3 separate regions of the Homo sapiens genome follow, and all the other regions are linked to region 1. The links are chromatin loops, found by intact Hi-C in ENCODE. Cell type or tissue: heart left ventricle. All regions are shown on one strand.

The links. Hi-C counts contacts between places; a loop is a spot of excess contacts. Peaks named below come from ENCODE experiments on the same cell type or tissue, not always from the same donor. Only the 100,000 strongest peaks of a DNase experiment are listed, where the experiment ranks them.
Region 2: it touches region 1 in a loop (2.6-fold over the local background); 20 of 110 quality-filtered maps call a loop at or near these places.
Region 3: it touches region 1 in a loop (4-fold over the local background); 20 of 110 quality-filtered maps call a loop at or near these places.

The regions. Positions count from the first base shown.
Region 1 is chr3:41,202,200-41,204,699 of GRCh38, reverse strand. The region is part of intron 1 of CTNNB1 (catenin beta 1); the gene reads right to left. Among named protein-coding and RNA genes, the nearest start is that of CTNNB1, 3.9 kb to the right of the region's middle. In heart left ventricle, CTCF peaks have their summits at 1,318 and 1,524 (motif pointing right); no DNase peak of the experiment used is centred here; H3K4me3 peaks cover 2,500 bases; H3K27ac peaks cover 411 bases.
Region 2 is chr3:40,718,940-40,721,439 of GRCh38, reverse strand. It overlaps LOC124909370 (a long non-coding RNA gene), which reads left to right and starts at 439. Exons shown (of 2, transcript XR_007095888.1): 1 at 439-688. It also overlaps a transcript of LOC105377043 not described here. In heart left ventricle, a CTCF peak has its summit at 1,351; no DNase peak of the experiment used is centred here.
Region 3 is chr3:40,711,229-40,713,728 of GRCh38, reverse strand. No RefSeq gene overlaps it. Among named protein-coding and RNA genes, the nearest start is that of ZNF621, 190 kb to the right of the region's middle. In heart left ventricle, no CTCF peak of the experiment used is centred here; no DNase peak of the experiment used is centred here.

The DNA of each region.
Region 1 (2,500 bases):
CACCAACACTTGCAAATCAAGAGATGTACATTGATCTGGATTTCCCACTTAGGGGAAAGAAATCAGATGATCTGGCAACATAAACTATATTCCCACACAGTGGCTGGAGCTGCTTATGACTGGCTGCTTCATGTGCACTTCAATTTTTAATAGTCTGCATGGTCCCATTTACCCAATACCTAACTGGCCCTGGAGACATTTGAGTAGCCATTCCCACTACAATGTAGTAAGACCAATCCTATATAAGGCTTCTGAAAGCGATCTTATTCTTAGTAACATATCTTGAACATCAAATTGTAGTATGCTACATTAATGAAGGCAAGTAGCCCATTTCAAGAGACAAATTAAGTCCCCGGTAGCAATTTTTTTCAGTAAGTTGTATGTACATAATTTTTCAAAGAACTTTTAAGCCTACTCTCATTTCTCAGAAAACTCTTGAAAAATCAGAACAGAAGCTTATAGACAGTAAATGCTGTAAATACTAAGCACCAACTTGGAAATCACTGATTTACAAGTATGGTCCTTGATGGAGGAATATTTAATCCATCCTGAAATAATCATTCACATAAAGCACTTGAGGCATTCTTGCCTTTAAAAAAAAAAAAACCCTAACTATAGCAATACATTTCTTAAGTAGTAAAAAATCATATACCAATGTTTCCACAAAATTACACTGAATTCCACAGGCAAAGTAAAGCAATCACTGGTAAGTGTCATTTTCCGTCCCTACGCTAACGTTTTCATTCCAGCAACATATTCTGAAAAACAAATTTTTAAAAATCTAAACCCTGAAAAATTTCCATATGCTGACCGTTTAACTTCCAAAAACTAATTTAGAATAAGCTTCATTCCTGTTGCTAATTAGATTCTGATTTGAAACATGGATTTTCAGAAAATAATATTACTAACAGAAAAACCATGAACATAGGAGCCTAGAGAAAGCTTTTTAAGGAAAAATTCAAAGGGCAAAACACAGTTCATCATGGCCCACCACTATGTACAAATGAGACCAACCCTATGGTCACTAAGGGCATTATATTTTAGGTCACATACACTGGCTCAATTACCTTTATTTCTATCTATTTCCTAATATAATCAAGTTGAGCACTTATGTTTTACTCTGTGAATGATTTTAGACAAATTGACAATTCACATTTTCATTAATTTTTTTCTGAGAATTTCAGTTGCTGTAATTCATCAATATAACTGAATATTATGATCTTTTACCTCCTAAAGTACTATACTGAGATTCTGGTTTATCATTATGATATATTTAAGCAGAACTGCCTACTCAAAGTGACCTTAAAAAACCTCCCGACTTTTCTACTGCAAATATTGGCTGAGAAGACATTTTCTCAAGCCTGTATTTTAATTAGCAGTAATGATATTAATTATTTTAGAAATCAAAGGTTTCTTAGTTGATTCTCCCTCATCAGAACTATTCCTAAATATATCCCACATAAACTTGTTTGGAATTAAAAAAAAAAAAATCACAAGCATTATACTATATCCACTGGAGGGCACTCAACATGACCCAAGCATGCAATGAAAACATGCTCCAACACTACTCACTCTGCTGCTTCAGGCTTGAGGGAAACTTGGAGAGTGGGGAATGTCTCTTAACAGAAGAGATGCCCATGAGTTAAAAAAAAAAAAAAAAAAAAGTGGCTAAACCCTAAAAATGGGTTCCTAATGTGATTGACTTTATCTTTCAAGAGCTTATTTTTCCTTAGGAAGGAAGCAAATTATATGCATACTTCAAGGACAGCAGGGTTCAGGCCTCAACAGATGAGCCTAGGTTTCAAACTGAGTCAAGCTCAGTCTTGCATGAAACACAAAAGCAGCATTCTTAAGTAAACAGAGGAAATAAAGAACTTTCCCCTGAGTTTAAGTGATGAAAAACTATAGGAGTTAACTCCTATACTCATTTAGATCAACACAAATCATATTATTTTCCTTTTGTGAAACCTGAGTATTTATTTTAACCGACTGGTCCACTTACCTATCACAATCACAACTGCAATATTACATAAATAGTCTGTTAGAGAAGGACAACTGAATCTGCAAATCAGTATCTTCTCAATGAGAGTACAAGGAGGCAATGGCTACATACGATGGACAAACCAGAAGCCGCTCCTGGGCTATGTTTACTATTTACTTTTATGGTATAAAAATGTTCTCAGTCAAGCAGTTTCAACAATAGATACCACAGTTCCAATAAAAAGAGGGCTACAAGAAAACTAAGTTAACACATATTTTCAAAAACAATGTCACAAATCAACATGACACACTACAAAAGAGTTGCAAATACCTTTTGTTAGAAGTTTGTCCAGTTCTAAAAGCCTTCATCCTTTGTGCCCCGGGTTGGCAGTCAAGCATGCTTCCGACTAAGCTCAAAGTACAAACTTAAAACTTACCACCTACTCATCTACAATTATTGATTATCAGAAGCTAGGAAACCACAAGAGAAATAAAAATAATCTTGTAACAGGACAGATGT
Region 2 (2,500 bases), 480 kb after region 1:
AGCCATTTTAAGAATGACTTTATTATAACACAAATCAGAATATTGAGTCTGGAGACCACAAGATTTGAGAGGAATAACCATAGCTGTGTGGTTTAAACTGTTTGATCTGATTTGACCCGTTTTGATAGGTTTAACTGGTTTGAACTGCTCCACAAATGCATGTCAAATCTTTACTTTTTCTGATTAATTACTTAAGTAGACACAAACATTATTAACATTTAATTCAGTATATTCCCCTTGAGGCTTCGCAGATGCCCACACTGGATTCCCAGGGGGGTTACTCAGTTACAAAGGAGTCAGCCTTCCCTGATGCAAACGGGAATCCCAGTCACAAAACAGTCAGCCTTCCCTGATGCTGCAGAGAGGGAACTGGAGTCTGGGTATCCCATGGCAACCACTGTTTCTCACTGCAACAGACTATGGCTGTTAGAGCTTAGACCCACACTATCCCATGGGTGCTCATCCACAGGGATGATCCCTATGCAAGTATAGAGGCTTGCAAGCTTGGGCACCAAGGTAGTAACTCTCTTTTAGTCCACACGCACACCTCCAGTCTCTTCCCCAGGGTGGAAACAGGCCACAAGCTGGCCCCATTAGTGCCCAGGCAGGTCTGGTTCCAGGCCCTCATGCAGACTGCGAACCACTGTCTCCACTTCTCCATCTCCGCCACCTCTCTGGCTGCCCATAGGTAAGGCTGCCTTATTTTCAGACCTTTAAAATGTAATACATCTTGAAAACATGCTTCTCCCTTAACAACTGAGGCTACTTTCCCTACACATAGCCTTTGGGGAAAGCTACCCCCAGGGGCATCAAAGTGGTTTCTAATGAAGCTAGAAACTGTGACATGTGACATAGAAGATAACGTCCTCTCACTAAAGAAAACAGAGCAAAGTGCAATCTGTAGTAAGGTGCCTTGTTGGCGACACATCTGTCCACAGAGCCCCCTACACACATTCACAGAATAATGTCATGAGGGTCCTCATATTTTGGAGCCACAGGAGCAGAAGCTTCAAGAAGTAAAAGGTAAAAGGTGACAGATTTCCATTCAACACCAGAAAGAAATGCATAACGATTAAAGCTGTTTCAGAAAACCGGGCCTTAGTGACTTTGGGAATTTTGCCTATCATATATGTTAAGAGGGGTGGATTCATACAGGTGCGCACCAAGTCAATTCTTGCCTCCAGAGAATTTGTCTGAGGGGCATAAGGCAGAGTGAGAGACTGAGGCAAGTTTTAGAGTAGGACTGAAAGTGTATTAAAAGTTTTAGAGCAGGAATGAAAGAAAGTCAGGTACATTTGGAAGAGAGCCAAGTGGTTGACCTGAGAGATCCAAGAGCTCCATCTAGCCCTCGATTTGGGGAATCATTGGCATGATTCCAGGGTTTGCGTTTCTTCTCCCCTGATTCTTCCCTGGGGGTGGGCTGGCCACATGCACAGTGGCCTGACAGCACTTGGGATGAGCCGCATGTGCAGTATGTTTACTAAAGTTGAGTGCATGCCCATTTGAGGTGTTTTTTTCCCTTACCAGCTTAGCGTTTCCAGAAGAAGGTCATACACCAGTTAAACTCCGCCATTTTGCCTCTTAGTGCGCATGCTTGAGCCCACTTGCCCAGCTCCTGAAATCTTACTGGGAAGCTGCTTATCACCAGTTTCAGGTGTTTTCTATCTATTGGGAGACCGCCGTTCCCTGGCGCCAGCTGTGGCCAATTATTATTTTAGAGAGCTAGTTTAACAACTACCTGACCATCACCTGACGGTTGCCTGACATTCTTTGGATAGTGGGGAGGCCCTCTCCTGCCCTGCTCATGTCTGCTTCGCTACCTACTCTAACATATGTATCACAAACTAAGGGGAGGAGATGGTTTACTGAACAAATGGTGTTGAGGAAAATGGCTGTTTTTGAAGGCGATAAAAAGTTATATCTAATCTAGACTTCACAATAAATAAAAATTAAGATGTGTGAAATATACACTAAATATTTTTAAAAGGACATAAACATCTAAATGTTAAAAAATGATATTTAAGTTATTTCAGGATGAGAAGGAGTTTCTGTGAATAAATATAACAAAAGATCTCATGTAGAAAGGTTTAACTACATAAAATTTAAAATATCTACTCTAAGTTTTGTAACATATTTTATTGTTTATCTATCCCTTGTTGGAGGCAGGGTCTGTATAGACACCAAGGACCTTAACCAGCTCTCTTTTTCTCTCACACATAACAAAACAATAACAAAAGGAAAATTATAAACCAGGAAAGAAATATGAAAATAAATGTAACAAACAAAGGTTATAATTTAAGTCATGTTAAACTCTTTTAAATTAATCTTGAAAACATCACACCAATAGGAAAAACATGAGCAAAGGAAATGTAGTGTTAAATCACAGAAGGATGAATATAAATGACCAATATAAGCATATGAAAAAATACATTCAACTTTTCTGTATCAAAGATACAGAAAACAAAACAATGATGAGATGTCATTTTTCAATTATGAAACT
Region 3 (2,500 bases), 490 kb after region 1:
TGAGGGATGCGAGGAGGAAAAGGGCCCAGGGTGGAGAAGATGGTTAGAAGGATAGGAGACAAGGTCACACAGGTTAGTGACACTGAGCTTTTTATTGTACTTGACTTCATTTGACTTAAGTTTAAATAGTGACATGTGGCTTCTGGCTGCCCTGTTGGACAGTGCAGAGCTAGAGTGTACACTGAGAGTGCCAAGAACTTCAGGAAGTGTTTCAGGTCTCATGAGCCAAGCTGTTTCAAGGTCTGAACTCTGTCTGCCAATGTGGTTATATAACATCCCACACTTGTCTGAGAGTGTGGACCAGCAGGCAGGGCACTCACCTGTCACTCCCTGTCCTTAGCCCTCAGGGAAGAGAGTTCCAGAAAGGAATGGAAACCTCAGGGGGTATGAGGGAGGCTGCATGGAGAGACCATCTTAGTAAAGGACTGTGGGGACCCTGACCATGTAGGGAGGCTTTGGGGGAATGTTTTCTGCTGCTACCAAGAAATGTCAGAAAATCCCACCAAGGGCAGCTCTGCTTTCTGGACTCAGACTTGGCACTCCCTTGTTATAAGCCCACTCCCCCCGGGGCAGGTTCACCAAGTGCTCTCTCCCCAGGCCTCTGGAGGTGATGTGAGGAGTCCTCTGAGGGTCAGAGAGGAAATGCTGTGGCCAGGGTCACACAGCACTAAGCAGTGAGCACTGAGACAGGACCCACGGTTGGGTCTGTGGGCACACCCAGTGCCGCTCTCTCTCACCGAATCTATCTAGGTTCCTCCCACTGTCCACGTGCAAGATCACGGAAAACACTCAGCACTGAGAAGCATTCAAAAGCATTCCTTTTTATTTCATTTTACTTTGCAAAGGAGTATATAGATGCAGCTTTTTACTCTCCTTCTTCCTCCTGGATCCATCTGCCAGGCTCCCAGGCAAACCTCCTGTCTCCAGCACAAGTGCAGCTGAGGTCCCATGCTCCACCAAGGACTCTGAGGGGTCAGTGGCCTCTGAACATTCAATTCAGACACAGGTGTGATTGATGACTTATGACAAATTAGTCTCAGCTATAAGCAAAGCCATGTGCTTCCCAGGCCCACTGAGAGAGGAGCAATGTAGCCCATTCAATCCCTCCTCGCCTCAGTTTCTCCCTGTGAAATGAGAGGACTAACATGTCCCTTGGTTGGGTTTGGGCTCAAACCTGATCCCACGCTTCCAGGTGTAGCCCTTGGGCCAGTCACTGCCCCGGCATCAACCCCCATCCCTAAGTTCCCTCAACAGGTCCTGAGCAGCAAGTGGGAAGATGAAAACAGCACAAGCACAAGCAAAGCCACCTGCAAAGAGCCATGTGGAAATGAGTGGCCCTTCTCCCAGAATCTGGTTTTATTTATTTTTTGGTTTTTGTTTTGAGACAGGGTCTCACTGTTTCACCCAGGCTGGAGTGCAGCAGCACAATCATGGCCCACTGCAGCCTCTACCTCCCAGGCTCAAACGATCCTCCCAACTCAGCCTCCTGAGTAGCTGGAACTACAGGTGTGCACCACCACACCTGACTAATTTTTGTATTTTTTGTAGAAACAAGGTTTCACCATGTTGTCCAGGCTGGTCTCAAACTCCTGGGCTCAGCCACCTGCCTCAGCCTCCAAACATGCTGGGATTACAGGCATGAGCCACCACATAATCTAGTTTTGTTTGACTCACACTGTTTCTCCAGCCACCATGATATTTTTGCAGCAGTTTAGTGGTTCAAGACTGTGAACCACTGGGGCAGCCAGATGGCTGCATTGAACCACAGCTTGCTAATTACTAGCAGTGGGGTCTCGGCGGCAGCTCACCCCATGTGTTCCTCACTTTCCTTCCCTGTAAAATAGGTCAGTTACGGAACCATCTCTGGGTCATGGTGAGGATTCAGTGAGTTAATACACATGAAGGGCTACAAACTTTACTTGGCAACAATAATCCCTGCCATTAGAGGATGGCCACATTGTGACCCTTGGAGTGTATGTGGGGAGAGTGTGGGGGTAGAGACCAGGGAGGCATGCAAGGTGCTGGGAATACACTGTTTCCTGATCTGGGTGCTAGTCTCACAGGTGTATTCCACTTGTGAAAATTCATCAAGTTGTATGCTGAATGTTCTCACTTATACGTGAGAGCTAAACATTTGGCCACATGCAGGTACAGAGTGGAAAGATAGATAACAGAGACTGGGAAGGGTGAGTAGGGGTAGAGGAAAGGGGGAGGATGAAGAGAAGTGGGCGAAAGGGTACAAACATACAGTAAGATAGAAGGAATAAATTCAATGTTTAATAGCACAGTAGAGTGAATACACTTAACAAAAATGTATTATACTCAGGTAATGGACACCCTAAATATCCTGACTTAATCACTACATAGTGTATACAAGTAAAAAAATTTCTCATGTACCCTATAAATTTGTAAAAATAAAAACAACAAAAGAGATCGAGACCATCCTGGCTAACATGGTAAAACCCTGTCTCCACTAAAAATACAAAAAAATTAGCCAAGC